Linked DNA regions of Mus musculus: region 2 is linked to region 1. Evidence: chromatin loops called from intact Hi-C (ENCODE). Cell type or tissue: heart. All regions are shown on one strand. Links, peaks and the distances in the headings refer to the core of each region. The heading gives the core; the rest is flanking DNA. Region 1 has its middle 28 kb from the start of Mtrr. Region 2 has its middle 60 kb from the start of Urml.

Evidence for each region. Hi-C counts contacts between places; a loop is a spot of excess contacts. Peaks named below come from ENCODE experiments on the same cell type or tissue, not always from the same donor. Only the 100,000 strongest peaks of a DNase experiment are listed, where the experiment ranks them.
Region 2: it touches region 1 in a loop (6-fold over the local background); 4 of 42 quality-filtered maps call a loop at or near these places.

Annotation. Positions count from the first base shown.
Region 1 is chr13:68,548,786-68,559,569 of GRCm38, reverse strand. No RefSeq gene overlaps it. Among named protein-coding and RNA genes, the nearest start is that of Mtrr, 28 kb to the left of the region's middle. In heart, for the core only: a CTCF peak has its summit at 5,949 (motif pointing right); no DNase peak of the experiment used is centred there.
Region 2 is chr13:68,169,800-68,180,583 of GRCm38, reverse strand. No RefSeq gene overlaps it. Among named protein-coding and RNA genes, the nearest start is that of Urml, 60 kb to the left of the region's middle. In heart, for the core only: no CTCF peak of the experiment used is centred there; no DNase peak of the experiment used is centred there.

The sequences.
Region 1 (10,784 bases), core at 1,242-9,241:
GATGTCAACACATATTCCACAAATGCATAAAAGAAATTAGAAAAATGATCTTAAATTAATGTTCTTATATTAAAATGAAATTTTAGATGAATATACATTCTGTGAAAAATGCAACATACCAAAACATAAGAAAATGATAGGACCCTGTGAGCCATCGTGTGTTTGCTGGGAATTGAACTCAGGACCTCTGGAAGAGCAGCCAGTGCTCTTAACCACTGAGGCACCTCTCCAGCCCCCACATTATTTCTGATCAGAGTCAAACTGTAATTGAACTGTAGGGCATTGTTTTGGTGAGAGCAATTTTGAAATTTTTTTGTTAAAGTTGAGTCATATTCAGTGAAACATTCCTCGAGCTAAGGACCAGGGTTTGCACTGGGGAAGATATTAAGCCAGGTGTGTCACATGGGGGTGAGGACGACACTGAGGCCAGGAAGTCCTAGGCTTAAAGCACGGGGGGAGGGGGGTAGACACAGAAATGTAAAATGAATGCCCCGAAATCCATTCAGGAAATCCAGGTTTTACTCTTATTTAAGGTTCTTTATGTTGCAAGTCATAAATTTATAGTCATAAGCAGGTATTCAAAAATCCAACCCTCCATTTGGCTGTAAGTTCCTTAAGGGGTTGGTAAGCCACACGTCTTAGTATTCCCAATTGTCTGGAAAATTGACAATTGAGGAAAAAACTGTTCACATTTGGTGCCAGGCAGGTTACAAATAAACATGATGTGATAGTTTGAATGTCATTAGTCAGTCCCCATAGGCCCATAAGGAGTGGTACTACTAGGAGGAGTGGCCTTGCTGGGGGAAGTGTGTCACTGTAGGGGTAGGCTTTGAGGTCTCCCATGCACAAGCCACCTCTGCCCAGTGTGGCATATAGTCTCCTGCTGCATGTGGATCAAAATGTAGCATAGCAACTTCTCCAGCATCATGTCTGCCAGCACACTGCTATGCTACCCGCCATGACTAAGTCCCTGAAACTGTAAGCCAGCCCCAATGAAATCTTGTCTTTTATGAGTTATTGCGGTCTTGGTGTGTCTTCACAGCAATGGGAATACTAAGACGTGTGGCTTACCAACCCCTTAAGGAACTTACAGCCAAATGGAGGGTTGGATTTTTGAATACCTGCTTATGACTATAAATTTATAACTTGCAACATAAAGAACCTTAAATAAGAGTAAAACCTGGATTTCCTGAATGGATTTCGGGGCATTCACTTTACATTTCTGTGTCTACCCCCTCCCCCCGTGCTTTAAGCCTAGGACTTCCTGGCCTCAGTGTCATCCTCACCCCCATGTGACACACCTGGCTTAATATCTTCCCCAGTGCAAACCCTGGTCCTTAGCTCCAGGAATGTTTCACTGAATATGACTCAACTTTAATAAAAAAATTTCAGAATTGCTCTCACCAAAGGATTGCATTTCCTTTTAATCTTGTCTCACTCACTTCAGTGGACAAACTGAAATATTGAGAATGCCGATGCTAATAAATTTAGACCTTAAGTTCCATAACCACAGTGCTTCTTACAGCTAAATTATCTTTAGACTCGCAGTGTACTGTGAGTGAGCTGTTTGCTTATCATCCTTCAACCTGCCTGTCATCTATCTGTTATCTATTTGCCTACCTATCGTCATCTATCATCTACTTACCAGCCTAGTATCTGTCAATAGCTTTATCTTTTACCCATCTATTTAAGTGTTTTCTGTATTCCCACTTATAAACACATGAGCTTGCTTCCCCCTTCTTCCCTGCTTCCTTCCCTGGTTTTTGATGTTGGTGAAGCAATTCTGCTTCAGGATATAGTTAAAAAGCACTGTGGTGTAAATGGAATTACAGAAGGGTTGAAGTCAGGAACGTGAAACGGCAGAGAGCTCTCTAAGCATAGCAGTTAAAAGCTTGGCTAATATGCCAAGCTGCACGTTCAAGACCTGCTTTTCATACCCAGCTCCTACCCTTGGACAAGTAGCTTAACCTCATTGAGTTCCAGGCTGTTAAATAGTGAGTGTATCTGCCTGCCTTAGTTAGGATATTACTGCTGTGAACAGACACCATAGCCAAGGCAACTTTTGTAAAGACACCATTTAATTTGGGCTGGCTTACAGGTTCAGAGTTTCAGTCCATTATCATCAAGGCAGGAGCTTGGCAGCATCCAGGCAGACATGGTACAGGACGAGCTGAGAGTTCTATATCTTTATCTGAAGGCTGCTAGCAGAATCTTAGTCTCCAGGCAGCTAGGATGAAGGTCTTAAAGCCCACACCCACAATGACACACCTATTCCAACAGGGCCACACCTCCTAATAGTGCCACTCCCTGGGCTTCTCATATACAAACCACCACACTGCTTCACGGTTGATATGTAATGCTAAATGAGTTAATTTGTAAAAATTACTTGACAGCCCCTGGCATTCAGCAAGACACACATAGAAACCACTACTCCTTTTAATTACAGTCTCATACATTTTGGTATGTTTTGTTTCGTGCATATTATATATTTTTTCTATAAATCACAGTCAAGGTATAAAGTAGGATTTCTTGGAACCTGTTATGGTTTGTATATTCTTGGACCAGGGAGTGGCACCATTTGGAGGTGTGGCCTTGTTGGAATGGGTGTGACCAGATCGGAGTAGGTGTGTCACTGTGGGTGTGGTCTTAACATCCTCACCCTAGTTGCCTGGAAGTCAGTCTTCCACTAGCAGCCTTTGGATGAAGATGTAGAACTCTAAGCTCTGCCTGTGCCATGCCTGCCTGGATATTCCCATGCTCCCACCTTGATGATAATGGACTGAACCTCTGAACCTGTAAACCAGCCCCAATTAAATGTTGTTTTTTATAAGACTTGCCTTGGTCATGGTGTCTATTCACAGCAGTACAACCCTAACTAAGACAAAAGTTGGTCTTCCCCATGTATAACAAACCTGTGCTTTACACCAACAAATGCTTGCTTTCAGTTTCCACTCTGGTTTATAGTCCCCATGCTATGTCAGACAAGATTAGTGACCACTGAAACTTCTGGAGCTGGAGTGATGGCTCAGTGGTTAGGAGCACAGCTTGTTCTTCCAGAGAACCTGGGGTTTGATTCTAAACACCCTCATGGAGGCTCACAAGCTCTCCAGTCCCAGGAGCTCCAATTCCCTCTTCTGACCTCTGTGGGTAACATGTGCATCCATTGTGCATAGACATACCTGTAACCAAATAACCATTCACATTAATAGATAGAAGATAGATAAAAGATAGATAGGGAGAGAGAGAGAGAGGAAGGTGGGATTTGTGATTGAGTGAGGCGTTTCCAGAGAGAATATGGAGAGGTGACAAAGATGGAGAGAGAAAGGTCATCTGTGAGGCAGGATGGACCATGACCATGTGGCCAAGAGAAGCTTGCCCTTGCTACAAAAAATTACATTCCTGAGCCCTAGCTACAAATCATTACATTCCTAAAGCTAGCCCCCAAGGTCCATTCCCTTACTTCGCCACAGACTCATTCCTAAGACAAAATGCCAAAGTCTGATAAACAAAATTTATTATTTGGCTAGTATGTCCAATCAGGATTTCCCAATTCATCCCACCACAGACTCCCCTTCTCCCCCTTAAAAATCTACTCCTTTTGCTCTTGCATCCTGAACTCACCTGATCTAGCTTCTTTACTTGCTGTGCCCTTACTCCTGCTGTTGCTGCTGCCGCCTCCCCGCTTTGCAGCCACCCCTCCCTGCAGCTTGCCTCTCTGGGGGTCCCAAATCTCCTTTGTGCTGAGAAGTTGGTATCTGGGTCTGTTCCGTAGAGACTAAGTTCTGTGTGGTTCAAATACATGAGGACTTGGGGCTTTTCAGTTCTTGCGTTCCGTGTCCTGTGAAAATCTATCAGTGCTGCAGACATGCCACAGGCAACATGCCTTGTCTGAGCAAGAATGTGGGAGCCCTTCCAGGGTCTGGAAGGAACACTTGGAAGGAGCACTATCCTGTACCTCTGCTCTGACAGAGCCCGATGCGCAAGTGGCTGCATAGGCTGTGGAGATATGAGTTAGGAATACAGAAACTCCACCACCCTCAGACACGTGGTCTTTTAGGCATGGTGTTGACACAAACCTGGGTGTATGAAAGACAGAATGGATCTTACTTTAGAGCTTGCAGGTGTCTTCTAGGACAACACTTTAGGATGCTTAGAAAGAGAACATGGAAATGCATTGTCTTGTTCGTTGAGAAATCCATCAAATTTTGCACAGAACTGCCATTTCTGCCATGAGAGCCAGCTGCTTGGTCTGTGGTAGCATTTCCTCTAGGCTCTGCCCAACAGTTGCCTAGTCCCTCCACAGGCCTCTTCTCTGCTCTCTCCTCTCCCCTCCTCTCCTCTCCTCTCCTCTCCTCTCCTCTCCTCTCCTCTCCTCTCCTCTCCTCTCCTCTCCTCTCCTCTCCTCTCCTCTCCTCTCCTCTCCTCTGTCCCTTTTCTTTCTTCACCTCTACTCCCTTCCCCAGACCCCCATACCACATCCTAAATAAACTTCATTTTATACTAGACCTGTTGTATGGCTGATACCTTGGGGAGGAGGAGAGGTGGCACTCAGCATGGATCCATCCACCTACCACCACATCACGCTGCCACCTTATAAAACATAAGAGTCTGCATCCCAGCTTTTAGCCAATCTCAGAAGAAAATCTTATTGCTAGCAAAGAACCACAGTGCATGAAATTAAAGGAAAAAACAAAAACAAAAAACACTCCCTGTATTAAAAAACTCTGCTCCTACTGAGATCCTTCATCTTAGCTATTTTTAGTCGTGTGACACAAAGATGGAATGAAGATGTCGGCTGGTTAAAGCCTCTCCAGGCACCTGCAGGGATCATTCATCTGACTGGTGAGGTACATCTGCATATGGAGACCAATGTACACCTTCCATACGCAGCCATAAAGTATGCACCATCAGCGCAGTGGAGAGTATGTTTTACCAGGACCAAAGGACATCCTGGCAGCTAAAATAGACCAGCCTTGCTTGTTTGTCTTCACTGCCTCATCCATCTTCATTAAGAACAACACAGTTCTAGTATCTTCGGGACACTTTATGCAATGGTAATGAGCGGCACAACCACAGCCTCCATGACAAAGCAGAAAATGCCCAAGGTTTATGAACATCTTTTATGGTCTTGCCATGCAGTGAACGAGCCAGTGTGTACAAGCCTCTGGTACATCACCACACTCTGATGTTCCAGAGATATACTCTCTGCTCTGACTCCAACAACGTTGTTGATGGCCAACAGGCAATCTGTCCCCCGGTGACACAGGTGTCCCATAAGAAAGTCTCTTCGCCCCTATGTAGCGGACGTGCACCAATCCATATAAACTCCTCTCTGAATGCTAGAAACCAATCTGAACCTCTCTCCTCGTGACTTCCTGTTATGTACCCAGGGCAGAATTGTTCAGGGAGAGATAGGAAAGACTGAAGTTTGGAGGAGAGAGATGATGGGAGGAGCTGGCATTCTTTGGCCCTATACTGCAGTGTTCAGTATGGTGCACATAGTTACATCCTTGGCTCTCCTTACTCTGCTTATCTATGCCTGCTGCCAGTGGTACCAGCAGCAGTCCCATGTTGAAACACTCATCCTCCTGGACTCTCACATTGCTCGACAGCAGCACAACTAATGCTATAAATGACCCAGCCGAGGCCATCATAGTAACTAATTGACAGTGACAAAGTAGCTAGATGGACCACAAAGGCAGCTGACTCAGGGGACTGCTAGAATGGCTTATTGGTGTTGACAGAAAAGGATCTGGGCATAGGGAAAGGAGAGACCTCCTGTGATGAGCCGCTTCTGGCTTAACGTTGCCTGAGGAACTGTGGTGTATCACCTTGGATGCCTAGATCATAAATAGGGCGAATGCAGTAAGTGAGGATTAAATAGATGTCTAGCGTCCAGCTTTGTCTCACCTTCCAAGGGACTGGCTTCAAGGCCAGCGCAATTGGGAGCAAGGTTGCACTTCATACAAACACCACTAGATGGAAGCCTGGGACAACTTTTGCCTCGTTGTCCAGTGTGCCTTTTCCCCCCAACCTCAAGAACACACACACACACACACACACACACACACACACACACACACACACACACACACACACACACACACAAAAGATTTTGGTAATATAAGGTGGCTTTCCACAATGCTGATATGAGCTGGAGTGTTTTTTATTTTTCACCACTGGTCCCTTAAAGTACCAATTTTGAAAGCAGACATTTTGTGTTCCCGAAGTCCCTAGGATGAAAGAATGGATCAGGCTTCAGGTTTACAATCAGGGTCAGTTTAAGCGGGACCATCTATTCAATCCAAAAACCTGAATTTATTCTTCTATGAGCTGGAGATAACGATGTCACCATTCCAACACTGCTATGGGAATTGTATGAGGTCATCTATATAATGCAGCTAACAGCTCGAGGCTCTCAAGTGCTTGCTAAGTGTCTACAAAGGATGGGTAGGATGGGCAGGGCAAAAGTCGTAGAAGCAAGCTAGCCTGTAACTGCTGTTCACTGAGCGGCCAGGGTAAGCTGCTTAGTTTCTCTGTGCCTCAGCTTTTTCATGAGTATGGGGATATATCGCTTGCCTGAGGGTGGTGGAGTTGACTAACGTAGCCAAATAATGCTTTAAGGGTTTTAGATACCATCTCCAACAAAATAGCTGCTACTGGTTTTGTGCCTATAATGGAGGATGCAGAATTCCCGAAGAGTATCTTCTGCATCCAGTGTCCTCTGTGACACACCAAGACTGGGCATATGAAATATGAAACGGCATGTCATATGATTCAGAGGATGTTTGTAGCCTTCTGTGTTCTGCTGGTACCATCCACCCCTACACATTAGCAATTCTGCCAGTTATGTCTGCCTCTGCCCCTTGGGTCTGATTAAGCTTAGATCTAGAATCCATCGGCCTTCCCCATGATTCAGGTGAAAGGCAGGGTTTGAAGCACTGTGAGTTAAATCACGCCATGTGTGGTCCCTCAAAATGGGTCTCAGGGTGTGAAAAGCTTTTTCTGCCTGGCATTTCTAAAATGTGCTCCAAATGATTTTCTGGAACAACAGAATTAGGATCTGTCCAAATGTCATTTCAGCAGGAGAGCTGTGTGGTCACAGCTATTTCAGACCTCTGGATGATCACTTAGCTCATCTCAGTACACTCTTTGGGAACAGAAACATCTTGGGTTAAGAGAAACGTTGTTGCCACACTGGCAGAGGACAATGGTGGTATCACATCAACCCCAAGCATTCATAACCCTCAGAACTATACTCATTGAGATGCTAACCAGGGAAGACCCTCCCTTTGTAGCTTCTGAGAGCAGCTGAGATTATGTATGTTCAGAGTGGTTTAGGCAAAGGCTCTCTTAGAACGTTCTCTGCAACATGACTTGGGTCAGATCTAGACAGAAGTCCATTAGACAACATGGCTGACAGACTCTGGCTCACTGTTTGAAATCAATCGTTCTGTGAGTTATTTTGGTTTTGCCTTTATGATATTTACTATACTTCTTTTGTGAACTGAACGTGTAGAAACAGACTTAGAAAATAGATGCGTGGTTTCCAATTTAGTAACTAAATAAGACTAAAGACAGATGAGTAACTTGGGGTGATATAAAGGAGAAATATATTTTCTCTGAGACGGTTTTTCTAGTCAGTCCCTGGATAATCTGCTAAGTGATGTCTTTCACATTCCTCCCAGGGATCCAACAACACAACTTGCTTTTAGAAGAATGAAAGAAAAACCTTATCTGTGTCTCAGAGAGAAGTCCATCCAACATCGACTCTGCTCGGTCGGCCCTGATCACCTCAATGAATTCCTGAAGTCTTTGTAGTTTTGTTCTCAGTGTTTCCAGTGCCACCGAGGCCTGAGCTCCGTGACCCTCCATGCTTCTGAATGAGGCAGGATACATGGCAAGTACACTTCAAGGCCCAGCGTCCATCCCCATCAACACACACATCTATTAAAACAAAATCTATAGAGCACAGAGTGGAAATTCAGTGTGCAATTCATGACCATGGCTGGAGGGAACTGAGCAGCATGGCAGGTCATGATGTGGAATTGATGATAACTGTGGGCAGTCTCCTCTGACAAGAGAATTCTCTTCAGTTTCTCCTCCTCCTCCTCCTCTCCCTTTCTCCTCCTCCTCCTTCTTCTCCTCTTCATCTTCTTTCTCCTCCTCTCTCCTCCCCCTGCTCCTCCTCCTCCTGCTTCTCCTCCTCCCCTTCTTCTCCTCCTTCCCCTCCTCCCCCTTCTTCTCCTCCTCCTTCTCCTCCTCCCCCTTCTCCTCCTGCCCCTCCTTCTCCTCCTCCTTCTCCTCCTCCTTCTCCTCTTCACCCTTCTCCTCCTCCTCCTTCTACTCCTTCCTCTCCTTCTTCTCCTCCTTCTCCTACTCCCCCTTCTCCTCCTGCCCCTCCTTCTCCTCCTCCTTCTCCTCCTCCTTCTCCTCTTCACCCTTCTCCTCCTCCTCCTTCTACTCCTTCCTCTCCTCCTCCCCTTCTTCTACTACCCCTCCTCCTCCTCCCCCTTCTCCTCCTTCCCCTTCTCATCTTCCTCCTTCTCCTCCTCCCCCTTCTCCTCCTTCCCCTTCTCATCTTCCTCCTTCTCCTCCTCCTCCTTTTCCTCCTCTCCCTTCTTCTCTTCTTCCTCCTTCTCCCCCCTCCTCCTCCTCCCCTTCGCCTCTCCCTCCTCCTTCTCCTCCTCCCACTACTTCTCCTCCTCCTTGTCCTCCTCCCCCTTCTTCTCCTCTGCCTTCCCCTCCTGCCCCTCCTTCTCCTCCTCCTTCTCCTCCTCCCCCTTCTCATCCTCCTCCTTCTCCTCCTCCCACCTCCTCCTCCTCCCCTTCTCATCTTCCTCCTTCTCCTCCCCCTCCTCCTTCTCCTCCTCCTCTGCTTCCTTCTACTTCTTTAATTTCCGTTCCCCCTCCTTCTTCACTTTCCCTTTTTCTCTTCCTTACTCCCTTCCAATATTACTCTCCTCTCCTCCCCCTTTTCTTCTCCTCCCCTCCCTTCCTCTCCCTTTCTTCCTTCCTTTTGCAATTGTTTTTCGAAGTCCCTGCTCACACTCTATCCATAGTAATTCACAGAATAAAGAAAATGACTACTGCCAATTTCTCAGTCCCCTCAATCTGGGTGACAATGTGGGGTACTCCTTCCACTGCACCACTGCAGCCCACATGTGCTGGGGTGCTCCCACTCCTCCTGTGGTGACTTACACACCGACACATCTGATCTGCCATCCTCACTAGGACCTCTGTTGTAGAGACTCTGCTTTGCGGCGATGTCTAAGATTCCTGCTAAAAGTGTCCAGAAACGCTTGCCATGACTTTAATTTCAGTACGGACTCTGATTCCTTGCGTTTACTATTGCTGGCAGGAGGACAATGAGAGACTAGTACTTTTAAGCTGCACCAAGTAACTTAATGGCTCTGAGAGAAACCTGCTGTCAGGTGGTATCAATTATAGTTCAAACTCTTATATTTATTTCTGGCTCAGTTGAAGTTTGCCAGTTTTCAATAGGAATCTGGCTTTAGACTGACATTGAAACTCTTCATCATTGAATTCCCAGTGTTGTTCAGGATTGTTATTTCAGTCTAGAATCATGGTTAGTTACCTAACCCAGTTCCCACTATGTATAGATACTTGTGTGAGAAAAGAGTTCTCATAAAAGGCTTTACCATCTAGCTCCTGGAACTTTGATTGACCCTGAGGGCTTTGTTACCTAAATGATAGGAGCTCTGAATTCTAAAAAAATCTTCGACAGTGAGAATTCAATCAGGCTCTGCCAGAATGAAGACGAACTGTTACCAGTCACTTGAGCAACCACCGCTTCAAGATTTCCCACTTTCCTCTGGGCTGTCTTCTATGCTTCTGACCCTTACAATGCACATTTAAACACCCTGTTCCTAAGTGGATGTTCCACTAAGCTGTTCAGTTAGATTCTCACTGTAACTAGCATTGACATTATAGGAAAACTGGGATCAGAGGGAGGTTGTTGCCACAGGGCAGTGCACAAAGATGCTCAGGGTACTGAAGGGGAATTGAAGAGCAGCCGTGCTGTGGAGACACCATGGACTTAAGCAATACCAAATATTTATATAGTGGATTCCATATGAGATAAAATATACAGTTGGCCCCTGCTGGTGTGATTAATAATTCATTGGATTGGTTGGAGTTGTTTTTAATTCAATAAATATTGAGTCAAATTGTTCATGTTGTCTGCTTTAAAATTACAATACAAACAGCCACCTAGCCTGCTGGTAGTCCTTTTGAGACTCTGCCTTAGTCCTTTTGAGAACCGTGAATGAGCTTTGCCATCCCACCTCTGGAGTGTTTGGTTTCTGAAATGTGGTTACTACAACCCATGTTGAGTGAAGTGATACAAGATGACCTAAACAGCTCTTGTATGGGTTGGGACAGAGTTCAAATGCACATTCTTATTATATGTTTTAATCCATGTTCTTATCATCTTTATGTCTTCCAAGATGAAGGCAGAGAATGTAGAGAGGTGGGGGGAATGTGGAAGAATGGGTATAAAGGCACCAACAATAAGAGCTGGCACAGTGGTCTGTCTCTTTTACATGCAGTCCTTGATGCAAGACCTGGGATGGCCTGAAGCTCCAGGACAGCCTTCTCCACAACAGGTCTATGGGTCTCAGTCGCATGAAGAGTTGGGTATGGTAATGAGGAATGATCAAAGCTAGGAAAGACTTTGTTCCCTCTGTGAAGCCCAGACGTTCCAGATGGAAGAATGTAGAATAAGTGAGAATAACAGCATCCTCAGGTGATGCAGCCATGTG
Region 2 (10,784 bases), core at 1,556-9,555, 380 kb after region 1:
TGGTCTCCAAAGACAACCAGAGTTTAGTACTAAATTTATTAACCAGGCCAGGGCCAAGTGAACGCATTGGCAACTTAGTTACTTTCCTAGTGCTGTGAAGAGATACCAAGACCAATGCAACTTGTACAAGAAAGCACTTGATTTTCAGCTGTCTTATACCATTGGTGGGTTAGTACATGCAATCACGGTAGGGGGAGCAAGGCATCAGGCAGACAGGCATGTGGTACAACAGTCCCCAGAGAGACTACATATTATCCGGATGCAGAGACCCAGAGAGACTGGGCCTGCTGTGAGCTCTTGAAACCCCCTTCAATAAGGACACTCCTCTAATTGTTTTTAAATTCTTACTAATTTCATATATATGAGTACACTGTGGCAGCTTCCAGTAACACCAAAAGAGGGCATCAGATCTCACTACAGATGACTCTGAGCCACCCTGTGGTTGCTGGGAATTGAACTTAGGACCTCTGGAAGAACAGTCAGTGCTCTTAACTGCTGAGCCATCTCTCCAGCCTTCTTCCAATCCTTTTTAAAATGATTAAAAGGCAAATGTATTGGCCTATAGGAGCCATTTTCATTCAGACCATCACAACTGGTGATTCCTAACTTGGAAAAGAAGATGTCTTTGTCTAGTGAAGATGTTAAAATGAGGGTCACCAAAGTCACCTAGCAAATAAAGACATTTGATGACAAGCCTGACAAACTGCTTTGATCCCCAAGACTCACATGGCAGAGAGAGAGAACTGACTCCTACAAGTTGTTCTCTGGTTGTGGCATTTATTCATGTGTGCAGATGACAGACAGATAGACAGAAAGACAGACAGACACACACACACAAACAAATACACTGAGTCAGAGAGATACATGCATACTAAATACAATCTAGCAAGTATTTTTAAAAAGTTAAAACCAGGTGTTTGCATCTACTACCTTAAATTTCCTATGATTGGAAAACATGAAGATGCTGCGCATGACTGAGGAATGCAAATCTGTGGGTCCCACAGTTCTTATCATTATCCCACAGTTTGCAAAATCTACGGCCTGTAAGCTTAGGTTTGAAAGAGAAAAAGGGAAGCATATCTCGCACAATCAAAGATGATAAATGGCTCTTAGAACAGAGTCTCAAAGGCAATATTTGTTTTGTTTTGTTTTGTTTTGTTTTGTTTTGTTTTGTTTTTCCAGACAATGTTTCTCTGTGCATCCCTGGAAGTACTGGAACTCACTCTGTAGACCACGCTGGCCTTAAACTCAGACATGTGAATGCCTCTGCCTCCCAAGTGCTGGGATTAAAGGCATGCACCACTAAGCCTGGCTCGAAGGCAATTTTTGTCCCTGTTTATTCTGTACAGATAAAGCTCTTCAATTATTTATATCAACTATTTTACCCATGAAAAAAATCATAACATGACAGACATCAAAAATGTAATGTCCAAACATAGGTTTGAATTTCCTTGATATACACATATTTCTAAAATCTGTGGCATCTAAGTCTGTGTGGTTAGATGTTGGAAGTTGCTGTCTAGCAACACAGTCTGTGGTTTGTTCACTGATGCAGTGGGATGCAGTCAGGGCCCCTCTAGTCTGAGACAAGGCACACTGTGCTTGTCACCATGCCTCTTCTTCGTGAGGTGCCTGTGATATGCAAGAGAGAATGCCTGCATATGCCCCATGGTGAAAGAAAGGAGAAGAGTTAAAACATTGAGCACATAGCAGTGGCCCGTTACTAGGATATGATAGATGGGTATGCTTAAGCCACTAAACCTTTAAGAAAATTCTTCCAAATGAAGCATTGAGAGCAGGTCCTGTAAAAGCATGACTGTAAAACTGATTGTGACAGCTATTCCTGGTTGACAATGTGACCAATTCAGGAATGAACAACAATCCAGAAATGGAGGTCACACCTGTGATCCAGATCTTGAGGCTGGAAGACACAGGCTTCTTAACGGGATCTTGACAAAGAAATTTTAGGCTTAAAGGCCGTACAAATCTTAGGCTCAGGCAAGGTAGTACATGCCTTTAATCCCATGATGCTCAGGCAAGTAGAATTCTGAGTTCAAGCTCATCCTAGGACAAATCATGTTCCAGACCCAGGCATGGTAGTACACACCTTTAATCTGAGTCACACCATCTGTTGGAGGCTTGTATAAAAATATTGGTAGAAAAAAAGACTCAGTTTTCTTTGCCTGCTTGCATTTACTTGCCAGCACATCTGTTGGAACCTACCTCTTCAGGATCCCAGCCTATACAGAACACCTGCTGAAACAACTAGTTGCATGGAACTGTGCACCTATTAGATTTCTGGACCCATTCACAGCTGCCCATTGTAGGGTGAGTTGGACTACAAACTGTAAGTCATTCTGAAAGACTCCAAGGAGCCTCAGGACAATAGCGGACACCCAAGAATTAACAATAGACCAAGCTTGATGCAAACCACATGAGGCTTTATTCGGGGAAAGCCAGAGCTCTGGGGACGACTCATATCCCATGCAGGGGTAGAGGAGTCAACCTCGAGGGGAAAGAGGTCCCAGTTTTTATAGTCCCTCAGGACAGGAAGTAGAAGGGGGAAGTAGGGGATTTCCAGATCTAAACAATGTCTATTCTCAAGAAATGGTTATGGGAGGGATACAAGGAAAGAGTCTGGTGCAGGTGTAGCAACTCAGGACTGGACGGGCTGTGGTTGCTGGGGAGATTTTCTGACTCTTTCTTAGCCATCAATATCACAAACACCTGACAATGGGCTTCATCAGTGGGCACACACATGGGTTCAAGGATTGGTCAAAACATTGGCAGACACACAATTTGAAGTAGTGGCCAGAGCATTGTGCACCTCTATTTTTCTAAATCAGTGAAGTTAGTTCTGCTACCAGTGACACCTATCTTGCCAATTTCAGGGCTTCTGTGACCTTTTCCATTGTGTCAGAAAATGTGGTACATTTACACAATGGAGTACTACTCAGCTATTAAAAAGAATGAATTTATAAAATTCCTAGCCAAATGGATGGACTTGGAGGGCATCATCCTGAGTGAGGTAACCCAATCACAAAGGAACTCTCACAATATGTATTCACTGATAAGTGGATATTAGCCCAGAAACTTAGGATACCCAAGATATAAGATATAATTTTCTAAAAACATTAAACTCAAGAGAACGAAGACCAAAGTGTGGACACTTTGCCCCTTCTTAGAATAGGAAACAAAACACCCATGGAAGGAGTTACAGAGACAAAATTTGGAAGTGTGACGAAAGGATGGACCATCTAGTGATTGCCATATCCAGAGATCCATCCCATGATCAGCTTCCAAACACTGACACCATTGCATACACTAGCAAGATTTTGCTGAAAGGACCCAGATATAGCTGTCTCTTGTGAGACTATGCCAGGGCCTAGCAAACACAGATGTGGATGCTCACAGTCAGCTATTGAATGGACCACAGGGCCCCCAATGGAGGAACTAGAGAAAGCACTCAAGGAACTAAAGGGAACTGCAACCCTATAGGTGGAACAACAATATGAACTAAGCAGTACCCCGGAGCTCTTGTCTCTAGCTGCATATGTATCAAAAGATAGCCTAGTCGGCCATCACTGCAAAGAGAGGCCCATTGGACTTGCAAACTTTATATGTCCCAGTACAGAGTAACGCCAGGGCCAAAAAGGGGGAGTGGGTGGGTAGGGGAGTGGGGGTGGGTGGGTATGGGGAACTTTTGGTATAGCATTTGAAATGTAAATGAGTTAAATACCTAATAAAAAATGAAAAAAAAAGAAAAAGAAAAATTACAGAAAAAAAAGAGAAAAGGGCCTTTTTACACTTGGGGAAACAGACTGAAAACAGAAACTGAGTCTTGGTAGCCTTGAGCATGATCCTAGAATCCTCTACTGAAATTAAAGTGTGTGGATTAGTATACAGACAAGAAGTTACTGATGGCACTGTTGGCATCAGTTGGGACAAAGTGATTGACAACATCATTGTTGCATTGTTGCTCTTTAAAAAAAAAGTGTGCACAGCCAAACAGTGGATGGAGCCTGGGGACTCTTATGGAAGAGTAGGAAGAAGGATTATGGTCCATAAGGGGATAGGAACTCTATAGGAAGACCAACAGAGTCAACTAACCTGGACTCTTGAGGCTCTCAGAGTCTGAACCACAAACCAAAGAGCATACATATACATGGGCTGGCCCTAGGCCTCCCCACACATACGTAGCAGATGTGCAGCTTGGTCTTCATGTGGGTCCTGAACAACTGGAGGTGTGTGTGTGGGGGGGGGGTATTCCAAATGCTGTTGCCTGTATGTGGGCTATGTTCTACCTGAACTGCCTTGTCTGGCCTCAGTGGGAGAGAAAGTGCCTAGCCTCACAGAGACTTGAAGTGCCAGGGTGGGGGGAAATACACCAGGGGTCCCCCACCCATTCAGAGGAGAAAGGGAGAGGGGAGAAGGGAAGGATTGTGGGAGGGGTGACTGGGAGGGGAGCAGGGAGCTGGACATAAAGTGAATAATTTAAAAAGTTAAAATTAAAAAAAAAAAAAAAACATTGGCAGACACAGTTTGAAGGAGTGGCCAGAGCATTGTGCACCTCTATTTTTCTAAATCAGTAAAGTTAGTTCTGCCAACAGTGACACCTATCTTGCAAATTTCAGGGCTTCTCTGACCTTTTACATCTTGTCAGGATCTGTGATTCCCCACTTCTTCTAGTTACTAGTTCTAATCTAGAACTAAACTGCAATCTCTTCTTTAAGGTTCTGCAGAGACTGGTATTGTTGTCTTAGTACTAACAGCTGGATGGCACCAATTTTCTCTCTAATAAAGGTCACCAATTTATTAAGAACTATCGGGCCACACATCAGCAGAAAGAGCAAAATTATTAGAGTGTCTATCAGAGTAGAAATGAGGGTAGTCAACCAAGGGGATTTATTCTTCAGGAGCTCGCTTTACATGAAAGGCATGAATCTAAGCTGAGATGTCTTCTACTTTGATAGCAGTAGGGGTGGTCAGCAGCATGATGCAAGGGCCTTTCTAACAAGGTAGATTCTCAGCTCGATGTCTTCAGATGAGAACTGCATCTCCTACTTGGAACTGGTGTGGTATCATCAAGACTCGTGGTTAGTAGGCCTATTTGAGCTGCTTCCAGGAGGTGTTTCTGACCACTTCTAGGACTTTCATGCGTGTAAACAATGAAGGACCAGGGTTTAATTTTAAAGGATCTAAAGCTCTCTCTACTTCAGTGAGTGGGGGAGGCCCCCCATGCAGAATTTCATATGGAGTGAGCTTAAATTTCCCCAGTGTGTTCTTAACAGGGAACAAGGCAAAGGGAAGGAGGGCTGTCCAGTAATTTTCGCCGGTCTCTAAGGTCAATTTACTCAAGGTCTCCTTTAGAGTTCTATTCATCCTTTCTACCTGTCGTGAACTCTGGGGTCTATAAGCACAATGTAATTTCCAATCAATCCCCAGTTTGATGGCCAGTCCCTGACTTACCTGGGCAACAAAGGCATGTCCGTTGTCAGACCCTATTACCTTAGGTATTCCAAACCGTGGAAATTTTTCTTCTAGGATTTTCTTAACCACAATATTGGCAGTTTCTTTTTTCTTGGGTAGGGCTCCACCCATCCTGAAAAGGTATCTATAAAAACTAAAAGATAGTTATTACCATACTTAGCTGGCTTTATTTCAGTAAAATCTACTCCTAATAGGCTTCAGGGTGATCTCCTTGTAGTCTTCTCCCTAGAGGATAACTTGAATGTCCTGCATTAGTCATGGCACATGGTACACAGCTCTTAACTACTGCTTCTGCAACATCAGAGAGTCTTAAAACATAAAAAGCAGATGCTTTGACCAGCATTTACAGGTGTTTGACTCCCAGGTTGGACAGCCGATGTATATTTTCAATAAATCTTTTCTCTTCTTTTTGTGGTAATATTATTTTACCATTACTGGCTGCTCGTTGGCCCTGTGAATTTTCTGCAGTAAACCCTAAATTGTACATTAGTTTCATACCTTCAGGAGTAGGTATACTCAAAACTCTGGCTGCACAGTTCCAGTTCTGGCAGAGCAACTTTCTGGAGAGATTCTATCTGTATTGTCCTGAAGGGCAGTATCTTAGGGCTGAGTGCAGCCTGTTTAGCTTTAACATCAGCCATGTTATTCCTTTTGTTGTTTTTTTTTTGTTTTGTTTTTTTGTATTGTTTTGTTTTTTTGAGACAGGGTTTCTCTGTATATAGTCCTGGCTGTCCTGGCACTCACTTTGTAGACCAGGCTGGCCTCAAACTCAGAAATCCGCCTGCCTCTGCCTCCCGAGTGCTGGGATTAAAGGCGTGCGCCACCACGCCCGGCTCATGTTATTCCTTCTTGTCACAACATCATGTCCTTTTTGATGTCCAGGACAATGTATAATGACAACTTTGGCAGGCAGGTGAATAGCCTCAAGGAGGCTCAGAATCTCCTCTTTATTTTTTATGTCCTTGCCTGGTGATGTCAGCAACCGTCTTTCTCTATAGATGGCACTGAGGACGTGGGCTGTAGCAAAAGCATTTCAGCTATCGCTGTAAATGTTGATGGATTGCCCTCAGCCATCCGAAGGGCCTGGGTCAGGGCAATTAATTCAGCTATTTTTGTGCTGACATAACTTCTGGCAGGCTGCCAGCCTACACGACGTGCTTACCATCTACCACCGCCACCCCTGCCATCCTCTTACCTTACACTAGGAAACTGCGTCCATCTGTGTACCAGTTTGGAACACCTGGCCATGGCTGGTCACGTCAATCACTTCAAATCCCAGTTTCCTCCGCAAGAATGTCTGCACAGCAGTGAACGGGTGAGGAATCGTCCGTTTAAGGCAGGGAGGTAGCAGTGTTGAGAATAGCAGGAGGAGCAAACACGACCCATTCAGTAAACAGCAGACTCTGGTAGTGAGTCATCTGGGCATTTGTCATCCATCTGTCTGGGTGCTGGCGGATAATGCCACTTTTGCTAGCAATCTCTTGGTTCCCTGACAGCATTCTCTCTCCGTGGTTACAGCAAGGAGCAAGTTATCAACATATTGAAGCAGAGTTATCTGGGAGTTTTCAGCTTGAAAGGAGGCTAAATCTCGATGTAGAGCCTTATCAAAAAAGGTGGGGGAGTTTTGAACCCCTGCGGTAACCATGTCCAGGTCAATTGTCCCGTTTGTCCAGTATCAGAATCTCTCCACTCAAAGGCGAATATGGGCTGGCTGGAGGGATGTGACTTCAGGCAAAAGAAAGCATCTTTTAAATCAAGTACTGTGTACCATTTTCGCTGCGGAGGGAGTGAGCTGAGGAGGTTATAGAGATTAGGAACAGTTGGGTGAATATCTTGGACCCTCTTATTGACCTCTCTCAGGTCTTGGACTGGTCGATAGTCACTCGTGCCAGGTTTCTTTACCAGCAGTAGAGGAGTATTCCAGGGTGATTGCCAAGCTACCAAAATAACTAATTGTAATAGTCTCTGAATATGTGGCCTAATTCCATCTCTTGTTTCACAACTCATTGGGTATTGTCGCACTCCTATAGGGGTTGCATCCATTTTCATTCCGCAACCACAGGGGGAACTCTGACAACCATTCTCATGCCTTCAATCTCTGCCCATGCTCTAGGGAAAGCAGTCAACCAGTCTTTTAGGTCTGGTACCTCCGTTTGCTTTATGCCTTCATGCAATCTGTATTCTTCCTCAAGCTGCAGGACTAAGACTACGGAGGTGGGAGATTTCCAACTTACTCTCAGCCCTTTTTGGGTAAATCTAATCTGGGCCTTTAATTTAGGCAGAAGATGTCTTCCTAGAAGAGGTGTGGGACACTCAGGAATGACCAAGAAGGAATGACTCACTTGGCCTTCCCCCAGATCTACAGTGCGTGCAGTGGTCCAGGGGTATTGTTTCTGACCAGTGGCTCCAATCACTGTGGTTCTTTTATTTTTTAATTTTCCCAGTGAATGCTTCAACACAGAATGCTCTGCCCCTGTGTCAATTAAAAAGTCCATGGGATCCCCCCCACAATCAGGTTTACCCTAGGCTCGGGGAAGGGGTCCGAGCCCCATTTCCCCTATTCATCATCTTTCAGATTCAGGACCTTAGGGGCCCTTCCCTTCTTCTTTGGGCATTCCCGTGCCCAATGTCCTTTGTCCTTGCAATAGACACATTGGTCCTTCTCTAAAATCTTCTGGACAGATCTTCTTCCTTCAGGTCTGGGTTCCTTGTTGCCCAGGTACCCTATCTGTCTATTCTCTGGCCTGTTCCTTCCTTCACGTTCCCCTAGTACTGTGGCCAAAATTCTTCTTAAATTCCTCTCCTATCTTCTTTCCCTCTTATTCTCCCTCTCTTGTGATACACCTTTTCTATCTCCCTGACTAAATCTTGTAAAGCCATGGCATGTAATCTTTGAAAGCTGTAGCAACCGCGGCTTGTTGACCCTCAGAGGTCGGGTTAAAAGGAGTATAGTATCTATAAGCTTCTATCAATCTTTCTAGAAAAACAGACAGGGGCTCTGTAGGGCCCTGCATTACTTCTCTTACCTGAGGCAAATTGGTGTGGCGGCTCATAGCTCCCTTTAGAAGAGAGCCCAGCTGGTAACCTGACAACCTCTCCCTACCTTGAGCCATCTTGTAGTTCTAATCTGCCCAGTCCAGAGGGAACCCAGCGTTCCAATTATACAGATCAGCTGATGACAAAAGACTAATATTGGAGGGTCTGCAGAGACTGAGGGTCTGTGGGCAGGTCACCTAGTGCTCTCAAAGGAAAAGGCAGAAGTGGTGTCAGGAGCTCCATCTGCTGGGGGACTCTGGGTTTGTTGGCTCTGGGTCCCAGCCATCAGTCCTTGATCCACCAACTGCCACCAGCAATCCCAGAGCCAGGAGCAAGGACCTATGGAGGCAGAAAATAGGACAGAGTGGGAGGGGACTCTGGCCACTCAGGAGGCCCTTCAATTTCAGAATAGATCTTGGGGGGACCTGTGGGTTGAAGAGGAGGCTCTGTTTCAGGTGGAGCCTATGGTTTCAGTTCTGTTCAGGCTCAGGGCTGCAGTTTGCCAGCGGAGTGGGAGCAGCTGGAGAAGGAGCCCCATGCCTTCTCATCACCAGGCCAAAAAGTGTGCTGGTTCAGGCAGGGTCCTCACTGCCACTGCCCCTTACTGCTTCTTACTGCTTCTTAGGGCAGAAAGAGAGGGCACAGTGCTGACCCACCCGCACACATGGGAGCAGCGTGGAGGAGGGCTCTGAGATGCACAGGGAAACTATAATTTGATTTATGGCAGTGAATTCTGGACGAGGTAAGGCTGTTGATCCAGGTGGGACCCAGGTCCTCTCTGAAAAACAATGGCTTTAACTTCAAAGATAAGAGTCAAACCAAAAGTCCCTTTCAGTGACCATTTTACATGAAAAGTCGGCCACTCGGAGGCACAAAATGTCTGCCATGGACCCTTCATAATTTCTAATTAAAGATTATAGGCCCTTGATCTAACTTCAGTGCAGTGGTCTAAAGTCAAACTTAGCGGGGGCGTTACAGTCTGCCCCATCATTTACACCATGTAAAACACGAAACAAACACAGAAAACACACATACACACACTGACAGATGCCAGTTTTCTAATGGTCAGACAAAACCAACTCAGAAATGCAGAAGGTCTGGTAAGTGCACTCCCCGCTCCAGAAGGACTCCTGGAGTCCTTCCCCTCACGCAGAGGGTCCCGCACAGCAGCCCTTGAATCCAGCACATCTACTGTTCACACTCATTGCCTTATTCCAAGGAAAAAGTCTCCATTTCTCAAGAAATGTTGCGGCTGCAAATTTCAGAACTGAACCTCGCTGGGTCACAGAAATATTTTTAGACAAAAAATTTCACCACCAAGTGGGTCTTCGGAGAAGTGGGTGGTCACACCAATCCCAGGAGGAGCCCCCAAATGAAAGACTCCGGGAGTCTATTCTCAAGAAATGGGTATAGGAGGGAAACAAGGAAAGAGTCTGGTGCAGGTGTAGCAACTCAGGATTGGCCCAGCTGTGGTTGCTGGGGAGATTTGTCTACGCTTTCCCAGCAACCAATATCACAAACATCTGCCAATGAGGTGCAGTAGAGGGCACACACCTAGGTTCAAGGAACAGTCAAAACATTGGCAGACACGCAGGTTCAAGGAGTGGGCAGAGCATTGTGCACCTCTATATTTCTAAATCATTGAAGCTATTTCTGCTAACAATGAAATCTATTTTTGCCAATTTCAGGGCGTCTGTGACCTTTTACATTCTGTCAGGATCTTTCAAATCCACCTCACACCAGTCAGAATGGCTAAAAGAAAAAAACGTGACAGCAAATGCAGACCATGCTGTAAAGAATAACGAACTGTCCCTGAGCATGGGTACAATCACCATACTCGGCCCACCACCACACAAATATGCCTGTTTGGATGTGTCACCCTTATGGAAAATGGGGACAGAGATTCTACAAATGAAAAAAAATCTATATATTAACTTGTAGGCCATCTCAGCTCTCCATTCTTCCTGCACTTTGAAAACCATGAAAAGGTAAACTCTGCCAAAGGAGAAAATGCTCCTACTGTTGAGGAAGAGGTGTCCAGCTAAACATCTCACAGGTGAATATTGCATATTTCTTACATCCACAGTAAGAGATCTTGACGACACTACTATCATCCTATGAGATGGTCTGCCACTTATGTGCCCATGCCCATTGAACCTCCTCAGTGACTATCAAGACAAACAATGAAGATGTGTAAGGGAGCTGATGAAAGAACAAAACCTGGAAATACAGAGACAGCTCATGGAGCAAAGATATGG